Linked DNA regions of Homo sapiens: regions 1 and 3 are each linked to region 2. Evidence: chromatin contacts called from ENCODE Hi-C or POLR2A ChIA-PET data. All regions are on one chromosome and are shown on one strand. The core of a region is the stretch at or near the end of the contact, and the rest is flanking DNA. Distances in the headings are between cores, read along the strand shown.

Region 1 (2,700 bases), core at 61-2,560, 110 kb before region 2:
TTTGTAGATACTTCTAGGGACCCAGAATTACCCCAAAGCAATGTTGTTATTGAACAAGATGCCCCCTGTTTCCCTAGACAGTAACTCATCATTGAACCATTTGCCTGGACCCATTATCCATTCCCTTCATGAGAGCCTGAGGACACCAATACATAAGGTTTAAATCCACCATTCAACAAAATCAGACAGAACAGAGATTCAGGATGCTACAGCTGAGTGAGGTTGGAAGCCTCTCTGTTTATCTTGGAAATCTTTTAAACTATTTTAGAGCATGATTTTTCACTCAGTTATTATTTGTATCTTAAAGCTGTCTCATAGGTTGTGAAGAAGATTGCCTGAACTGAGAAATTCAGGGCGTGGCACAGAGTAAGCATTCAATAACTTCCAGCTGTTATTCATAAATATTGACCAGCACAGTGTATAGAGAGGGAACACTAGACTCTTGGTCAGGAAAACCGACCAAGGTCTAATCCCAGCTTTACCCCAGAATCCTAGAAGTGAAGGGAAACTGATCTGGAAAGAGGTCTTAGAAATCTTCCAGTATCTAGCACAACTTTATTTCAGAAACTTAGACCTAGAAAGGCATAGGAGCCCTGTTTGTTACCCACAACTTAAATGTTCTCCTGCACATTTTCAAAGCAAGAATAATAATCGCACCCCCATTATAGGATTGTTTCAAGTCAAGGATGAAGCGAGTTGGTGTACATGAAACTCTTGAAGCAGAGTCCTTAATACATATTAGCTGGTATTGTTATTGTGGATTCTCTGTTTATCTTCCCCTCCTATTTGACTGCAAGGATCGAGACGTGTCCTCCTTGCTTACTGTCATGTCCCCGGCATCTGGCACAGTGCCTTACTCAGGAGGTGCCCAGTCAATGTTTGTTGAATAACTGAAGAAAGTATCTTGCTGAGGATCAAATTTAGGCCAAGTCTGAATCAGAATACGAGTTCTAACACTAAGGTTCAGTATTTCCACACAGTTCTACATTAGCTTTGACTTTAGGCAAGTCGCTTCATTTCTCTGTGCCTTGGTTTCTTTGCCTTGAACACGATCCATCAGGTTTTTCCTGGTCATGAGCAACGTGTGTCTTAAAGCTAAAGACACACATCACCCGTCCATCAGCCTTTTCGGGCAACCCATGTTTGTGCTCCACTGGCCACTAGGTGTCGTGGTTGGTCAAATATCAGAGAAAGCAAAAAATAAATAAAAATAAAAATAAATTGAACTGATTGACCTACCAACCTACCAAATGATGGGAGTGAGCTTATACAGTTATTGGAAGCTAGTTACCTCTGGATGAGTTGGCTGAGTTGCCTTGGAAACTCAGGGAGTTGCCCAGGATTTGCATGCGTGGACTTTGAAGCAAAGCATAGATTAGAGCCCACAGCTGTACTCACACCAGCTAGCACCTTGGACTCACTGGAACGTCACAGGGCCTTGGTTTCAGTAATGTAATGCATGTAACATGCTCAGCACTTCGCCACAGTGAAGGAAGAGCACTACAAAGTTAGTGGTTATGAGGGCTACTTCTGGTATTTGATACTGTAAAATGCTGCTTTTCTGTTCCTTGCCACGCCAACTGCTAAAGCTTTGAAGGCTTTCTGCCTTGCTCCCTGCTTTACAAAGCCAAATTTTTAAATAGCCCCTTAAACAGTAGAGTGGACAGGGTATCAGTATCAGGTTAAAAGGGCAGCCTAGAATATTTGGAGGGACACCAGAACTCCTTGGAATGTCACTGTGGAGCTTAGTCAACACAAAGCAGAGTGTTTTATACATGACTGGGACCCAGAGTGGAGGGAAGTGAGTGAGCATTGTTGAAAAATGGCCTTCACTGAAATTGCTCAAGTAAGGGTTTTCTTTGTTACATGGACTGTCATTTAGATCTAGGTGCCTTCTTTTTAAAATAATTTGGGGAAGCTTCTAGGAATAACAATGACTAGTATTTATTGCACACTTACTATGTATAAGGTATTATACAAAACATCATACTTGCATGATTTCATTTAACTCTCACAGCAACTCTTTGAGGTACATATAGTTCTTATGTCCATTTTGTAGATGAGGAAATTGAGGTGCACCAAGATTATAATAATTACAGCCAACAGATATTCGCAGGTCACACAGGGAATGGGTGAAAGAGTCCGAACACAAACCCAGGCCTACCTGATTCCAGAATTCGTTTTCTTAATGGCTACACTGTATTGTCTCCCACAGTACTTTGGATGCAGTTAGGCACTTGACCAGTGTTTACTGAGGTGAATAGTTCTCAGACTATAGTTAGCCAACACAGAGAAGACTGCCTACGCAGGAACCATAGAGATCTTGACACTCCTCCCACCCAAAGCCACATGCCCTCTGGCCTCCATTAGTACTGTGGGATGTATATGCTGTTCCATGTGCTGGATTTCACCCCTAACTTCTTAAAACATTTTTTATTGTTGTATAATAGTTGTGCATATTTGGGGGATACATGTGGTATTTTGATCATGTATACAATGTATAATGATCAAATCAGGGTAATTGGGCTGTCCATCACCTCAGACATTTATCTTTTGTTTGTGTTGGGAACATTGCACATTTTTTTAGCTGTTTTGAAATATACAATAAATTGTTGTTGACTCTAATTTTTCTACTGTACTGTCAGATACTAAAACTTATTCTTTCTCCCTAACTGTATTTTGGGACCCCTTAACCAACTT
Region 2 (2,700 bases), core at 112-2,611:
TCCAATTGGGAGATAACGGGAGGAGAGATGATCAAAGTTAAAAGACAAGTAAAGGACCTGGGGGCATTTGTGTGCTGGAGGAGAGGGGGTGGAAATAGAAGGAACTCCTTTTTATTAAAATGAAGCTCACTTGAGAGCAGACACTTAAAAAAGTTTGTGGCAAGTGGGCTTAGAAATGGACGAAAAATCATTAGCAGGCTCTAGGCTGTCCAGGCCTCACAGTGGACGTGTGGCAGGCCAGGGCTCAGGGCCCCAGGATAAGGGAAAAAGGGATCATGGAAATGATCCAGGTTTGGAAATGGGCCAGAGGATGTGGCAGAAGGTTAAGGGAGGAGAGGGAGGCTAAGTGCCAAACGAGTGCTGAGTATTGCATACCTAAACAAACCCATGCCCTCATAGAAATTTCCTGGTAAAAACAGGGAGAGTCACTGTCACCTACATAGATAACATTAAGTGTTCCATCAAATCAATCAAATTGCCTCCCCTGAGCCTGCCCTTGCCATGAGCCTCTCTATCCCTGGACGGACTGTCTTCCTAGCGACTGGCCACTTTCCTTATAGATTAAGATCTTCCTTGCTGCATTCAGAAACCAGAATTCTCCCTTTGTCCTGCCACATTGTTCCCTTACACTGCAGCCAGCAGCCCAATCCAGGGCCACCAGTAACAGATGTCTAACACCTCAGGGAGTCCCCTCAATGAGTCAATGGGGTGACTTTGCACTTCTAGAAGTCCTTGCCCCCCCTCCTATACTATGGCAGCTGTGGGCTGAAGTGACAGTCCCCAGTGATCTCATTTTGAGCTCATCTTTATTTTTTTTAGATAAAACAAGGTTTTTAAAACACTTGTCCTGAAAAATCCATTCCCATCATCCTCCCTTCCTCTTAGATGACCCAATATGTCTTATCGATCTGGAACTTTCTTTATCTGGTATCTAATGGCTCACATGAAGCTTTGTTCCTATTTCCCTGTGATGCTCCTTTTACCCTCAAGCCTTTGTTGGCATTGTTCCATCTCTTTTCATTGCCTCTGTGGGTCTCAGCTTTATCCCTGTATAATTGCTCAGACTACCTCCTGCCTGCTCTGAGAAATCTGTCAGTTGCTGCCTGCTGCTTGCAGTCTGTTATCTTTTACTTGCTTCACTGGGCTTTTGGCTGCCCTCTGGACATTGCTGCTGTTCTAGGACTAGATATAGATCTGTTTTTTTCCACATTTTATTGCCTTTCTCTCTCTCTCTGTTTTCCCCTCCTTGCAGGCATGTTAGAGGCTCTCCAGCAGGCAAACAGCCTAGGGAAACCACCATCCTACTGGCATCCTTGACATGTCCAAACTGATGGTGTCCTTCAGTTGCAAATGTGCAGGCAGCCAGGCAAGGGGCCAGCTGACTCTGGAGCAGCCCAGTCCTCAGAGGATATGGAGGCAATTAACTTTGTTTAATAAATAAAATAGCCTAAGTTAACTATAAAAAATGTGAGCCTGGGAAAAGAAGATGTACTAGGAAGCATTCTCTCATTCTTCCCTTTGTGCATGCAGGGGAAACACTTCCATGTGCCATGTGGCTTCTGACTGATAATGGAGAGTGAGGCCCTTCCAATGCTCTTCTTGGAACTGCCTGGAAAGTTTTTTGCTGCATTTCTTTTTTTTTTTTTTTTAATTATACTTTAAGTTTTAGGGTACATGTGCACATTGTGCAGGTTAGTTACATATGTATACATGTGCCATGCTGGTGCGCTGCATTTCTAGTTGGCTTCCACTTTGCTCCAGCTTCTGCAGAGCTGCTGACCTTTGATCCCTTCTGTTTGCCTCTAGAAACTGGCGTAGGCCCTTGGCTTCCCATGTTTGTACGTCAGCATGCCCTGGGGACTTAGGCTGCTGCAATTCTTGGCTGCCACACACTAGCTTTGGTTCCATTTTGACTAACCAACTATAGGCACTGTGGTCAGGCCTTCCCTCTCTGTCCAGGCCTTCAGAGACTACCACATTTGGGAAGTGGAGGGGATAGTAGAACAGAGTTCCAAGGAATATTTGAAGTACATTTGTCCCTAGGTGGCAGAAATGTAAGAAGGGAGAATTTTCAAGGAAGAAATGGAAAGAGATTTAGAATAAGTTCTTTGCAATCTGAGTAAAAGAAATATAGGGGGAAAAAACTAGAGCATCAGTAAAGTGAGTAAGAATACCATGAATCCAAAATTGGTAATTTTAATCCAAAATTTAAAAATAGGGATAAACATTGGATCAAATATTGAAGTAGAACCTGAGAATCTATGCGATATAATAATAGTAACCTAGACCATCAATTTGCAACTGGCTTAAGTGCTATTTAAGGTAAATACCACTCCATGATCAAGAGAGTGAGGATGTCTGTCTTTACTCTTTTATTCTTTCACTGACTTCTTTTATAGATATTTTTGAACAGCAGCCCAGTACCTGGATGTTGCTAGATGTGACGGAAGATACAAAGAAGAACACATGGGGTCTGCCTTCAACATAGTTAGACATATAAAAAGTCAAGTTAGGATAAAGAAATGAAGAGTGTTTCAAGATAGTATATGATTAAGTATCAATTAAGTAAGTACTATGGGCCTGCAAGAGGGAGTACCCCTGCAGGCTGGAGGGATCACAGAGGGTTTATGGAAGAGATGGGCCTCAAAGGAACCTGGGTAAGTCAATAAAATTGTAAAGGAAAAGACAAATTCTCATGCT
Region 3 (2,700 bases), core at 169-2,668, 110 kb after region 2:
CAGATGTGTGTCACCACGCCCAGCTAATTTTTTTTTCTTTTTTTTTTTTTTTTTTGTAGAGACAGGTCTTGCTGTGTTTTTCAGGCTGGTCTCAAACTCCTTGATAAAAGCAATCCTCCTACCTCAGCCTCCCAAAGTGTTGAGATTACAGGTGGGAGCCACCACTCTTGGCCTACAAATTTACTTACAAATTCTCTGGGACTCCAGGCAGTCATTTTCTTAGGACAAGCAACAAGAGGAAATGAGCTCTGTTGAATAAGAAACTGAATTCCCCTTTGACACTCTGGGCATGGAAACCCTCCCTTCTCCAAAGGGCTGGAGTAACCCTCAGGGGCTTGTCCCCCAAGGCCCTATGAATGAAGCTGGATTTAGGTACATGGGCGGGAGGGAGAGCCTCAAACCATGGGTGGATTTGGTTTGATATGCATTGCAAGTTCGTCCTATCAGAGGGTGGAGAATACAGACCTTGAAGCCACACACAGCTGGGTTCCAATCCCAGCTTTGCTGAAGATACAGCACTCAACATCTCTGAGCCTCATCTTTAAAATGGGTACGTCATACCTCTATCTCCCAGAAAGGTGAAATTAAATAATAATGCACAACACTTGGCATGTAATAATCATTATTCCTTCCTCTTACCCGTCTCAATTTTTCCCATTACAGGAAATTGTTCCACAAAACGCTGCGACCTCTAGAAAAATGCTCCTTCTCTCCACTCTGCCCACCGCCACCCACCCAGGTATTTTAAAGTCAGTGAGAGAGGCCTAGCAATTACATTCCTTTTCTTTTCTTTTTTACAGTGTCTTACACCAAAATATTTACATTTGTGTATTTGATTCTAAGAAATAGGGTATATAGAGGACAGATGATTGACCATGAGTTGGTAGGTGTTGAAGCTGGATAATGAGTACAAGGGAATTCATTATATTATAGTCTGTACTTTGGGATATATTTGAAATTTTTTGTGTTAAGAATACTTTTTAAGGCTGGGCACAGTGGCTCACACCTCTAATCCCAGCACTTTGGAAGGCTGAGGCACAAGAGTCGCTTGAGCCCAGGAAGCGGAAGTTGCAGGGAGCCGAGATCACGCCACTGCACTCCAGCCTGGGCAACACAGTAAGACTCTGTCTTAAAAAAAAGAAAAGAAAAGAAAAGAAAAAAAGAATACTTTTAATAGAAAAAAATCTTAATGGTAAGTTACTATATGTCAGACACTGGTCTAGGAGATGGGGTTTAAAAGAATAAGTCTAAGCTTGCCTTTGAGGAATTTAGTTTAATGGGAGAGAAAACTGTGTTAATGGTCCTTTCAAGCTGAGTGATGAGGGTGAGTGAAACTTTGTGTTATGCAATGCTCACATATTCCACCCTGACGGAGTGCCAGTATGTCCGGCTACCAACGGTGGTGGCGTCCCCATGTGGCAAAAGTGTGAACACCACCTGCAAGTCACTCAGCCTTCCTGTATTGAACTGGAGAAACTCGACTAATTTACAGTGTGAGAAGCTTCTCTTTTCTTCAATATTTGCATATAAATGAGACTTGATTAATATATTTTGGCACATTGCTTCAAATCTGTGGCATAATTTAAATTTGCATAAAACTTGGCTGCTGAATTGTGATGATCTGTTTACTTCTCTAATAGGGTCCTCTTCCTCACCTCTTCTTTTCCCAATGGAGTAGAAACAGAGAGGGAATGAAGGAGGGAGGATAGAAAGAAAGAAGGGAGGAAAGAAAAAAAGGGGCAGATTAGGCAGAAAGACTGTTTGCTCTTCTCCCTCTCCTACCTCCCCAATGTCAAAGTTATGTTATACGAGGTTTGACATTAGTGATCCTCTCTTTTGTGCTGTGCAGTAATTGACATATAAGTGATGTGAAACCCTCATGCTGACTGGCCTCCCCATCTTGGGCTTATCATTTCACTTTCCAGAACCTATATTATAGATTTCTCCATCTGTTATATAATAAAGGAATAGCAGTACTGACCTGACTTCCCAAGGGTCATAGAAGGGTTACACCAGATAATGCAGGAGAAAGCCCTTTGAGCACAGTACAGCCAGAGACACATGTTAGGGGTGTTATTAGGACCACTGACATGGCAACCACAGCTGCCACTTCCTTATGACTCACTAGCCTCTTATATGAGCCCGCCTCACTATGAGGCCCTGAAGGGTGCTGAGCTAATGTTTGTAAACCACTTTAAAGAGGAGAGGGGCTTTAAAGCAGCTTGGAACACTTCCGATTAGATGACCTCTACAAGAGTACAAAGGAAAATAAATATGGACTTTCCTCTTCCTTTTAATTTTCTTTCAAAAAGAGAGACAACTAGCTCCCTCAGCAGTGTACACCACAGTGTTTGAGTTAGCCATGTGAGTACAGAAGAGTTTTCTGGGACAGGGTCATGAAAAAATATTACGGTTCTTTTTTTAATGGGAAAAGAAGTGCGTGCTTGTTTTTAAAAAATGCAAATGATATAGGAGTATAGAAAATAACAGGTAAGGCCAGGCACAGTGGCTCACGCCTGTAATCCCTGCACTTTGGGAGGCCAAGACAGGCGGATCACCTGAGGTCAGAAGTTTGAGACCAGCCTGCCCAACATAGAGAAACCCCATCTCTACTAAAAATACAAAATTAGCTGGGTGTGGTGGCACATGCCTATAATCCCAGCTACTCGGGAGGCTGAGGCAGGAGAATCTCTTGAACTC

Evidence for each region. A loop is a pair of places that touch in the nucleus more often than their neighbours do. ChIA-PET counts read pairs that join two places held with the same protein, here RNA polymerase II (POLR2A). Pooled maps may share reads with other maps.
Region 1: a loop to region 2 is called in a pooled map, with 4 times the contacts of the local background. The contact joins two enhancer-like sites. A Hi-C loop is called at or near these places in 1 of 168 maps with a recorded cell type or tissue (cardiac septum), 1 of 37 single-sample maps with no recorded cell type and 11 of 50 pooled maps. POLR2A ChIA-PET finds 5 or more read pairs at or near these places in 4 of 52 experiments (MCF 10A, OCI-LY7, activated T-cell and 1 more).
Region 3: a loop to region 2 is called in a map of HepG2, with 3 times the contacts of the local background. The contact joins two enhancer-like sites. A Hi-C loop is called at or near these places in 1 of 168 maps with a recorded cell type or tissue (HepG2) and 4 of 50 pooled maps. POLR2A ChIA-PET finds 5 or more read pairs at or near these places in 1 of 52 experiments (GM12878).

What each region holds. Positions count from the first base shown.
Region 1 is chr1:67,758,906-67,761,605 of GRCh38, reverse strand. The region is part of intron 2 of GNG12 (G protein subunit gamma 12); the gene reads left to right. The region is part of intron 1 of LOC105378781 (a long non-coding RNA gene); the gene reads right to left. Among named protein-coding and RNA genes, the nearest start is that of GNG12-AS1, 72 kb to the left of the region's middle. Within about 2 kb of position 1,310, at least 21 of the 41 ENCODE cell types and tissues checked have a DNase peak (open chromatin) inside an H3K27ac peak, as active enhancers do.
Region 2 is chr1:67,644,857-67,647,556 of GRCh38, reverse strand. It overlaps the pseudogene HNRNPCP9. Among named protein-coding and RNA genes, the nearest start is that of GADD45A, 39 kb to the left of the region's middle. Within about 2 kb of position 1,361, at least 18 of the 41 ENCODE cell types and tissues checked have a DNase peak (open chromatin) inside an H3K27ac peak, as active enhancers do.
Region 3 is chr1:67,534,294-67,536,993 of GRCh38, reverse strand. No RefSeq gene overlaps it. Among named protein-coding and RNA genes, the nearest start is that of LINC01702, 13 kb to the right of the region's middle. RefSeq lists an enhancer at 1,214-1,508. Within about 2 kb of position 1,418, at least 3 of the 41 ENCODE cell types and tissues checked have a DNase peak (open chromatin) inside an H3K27ac peak, as active enhancers do.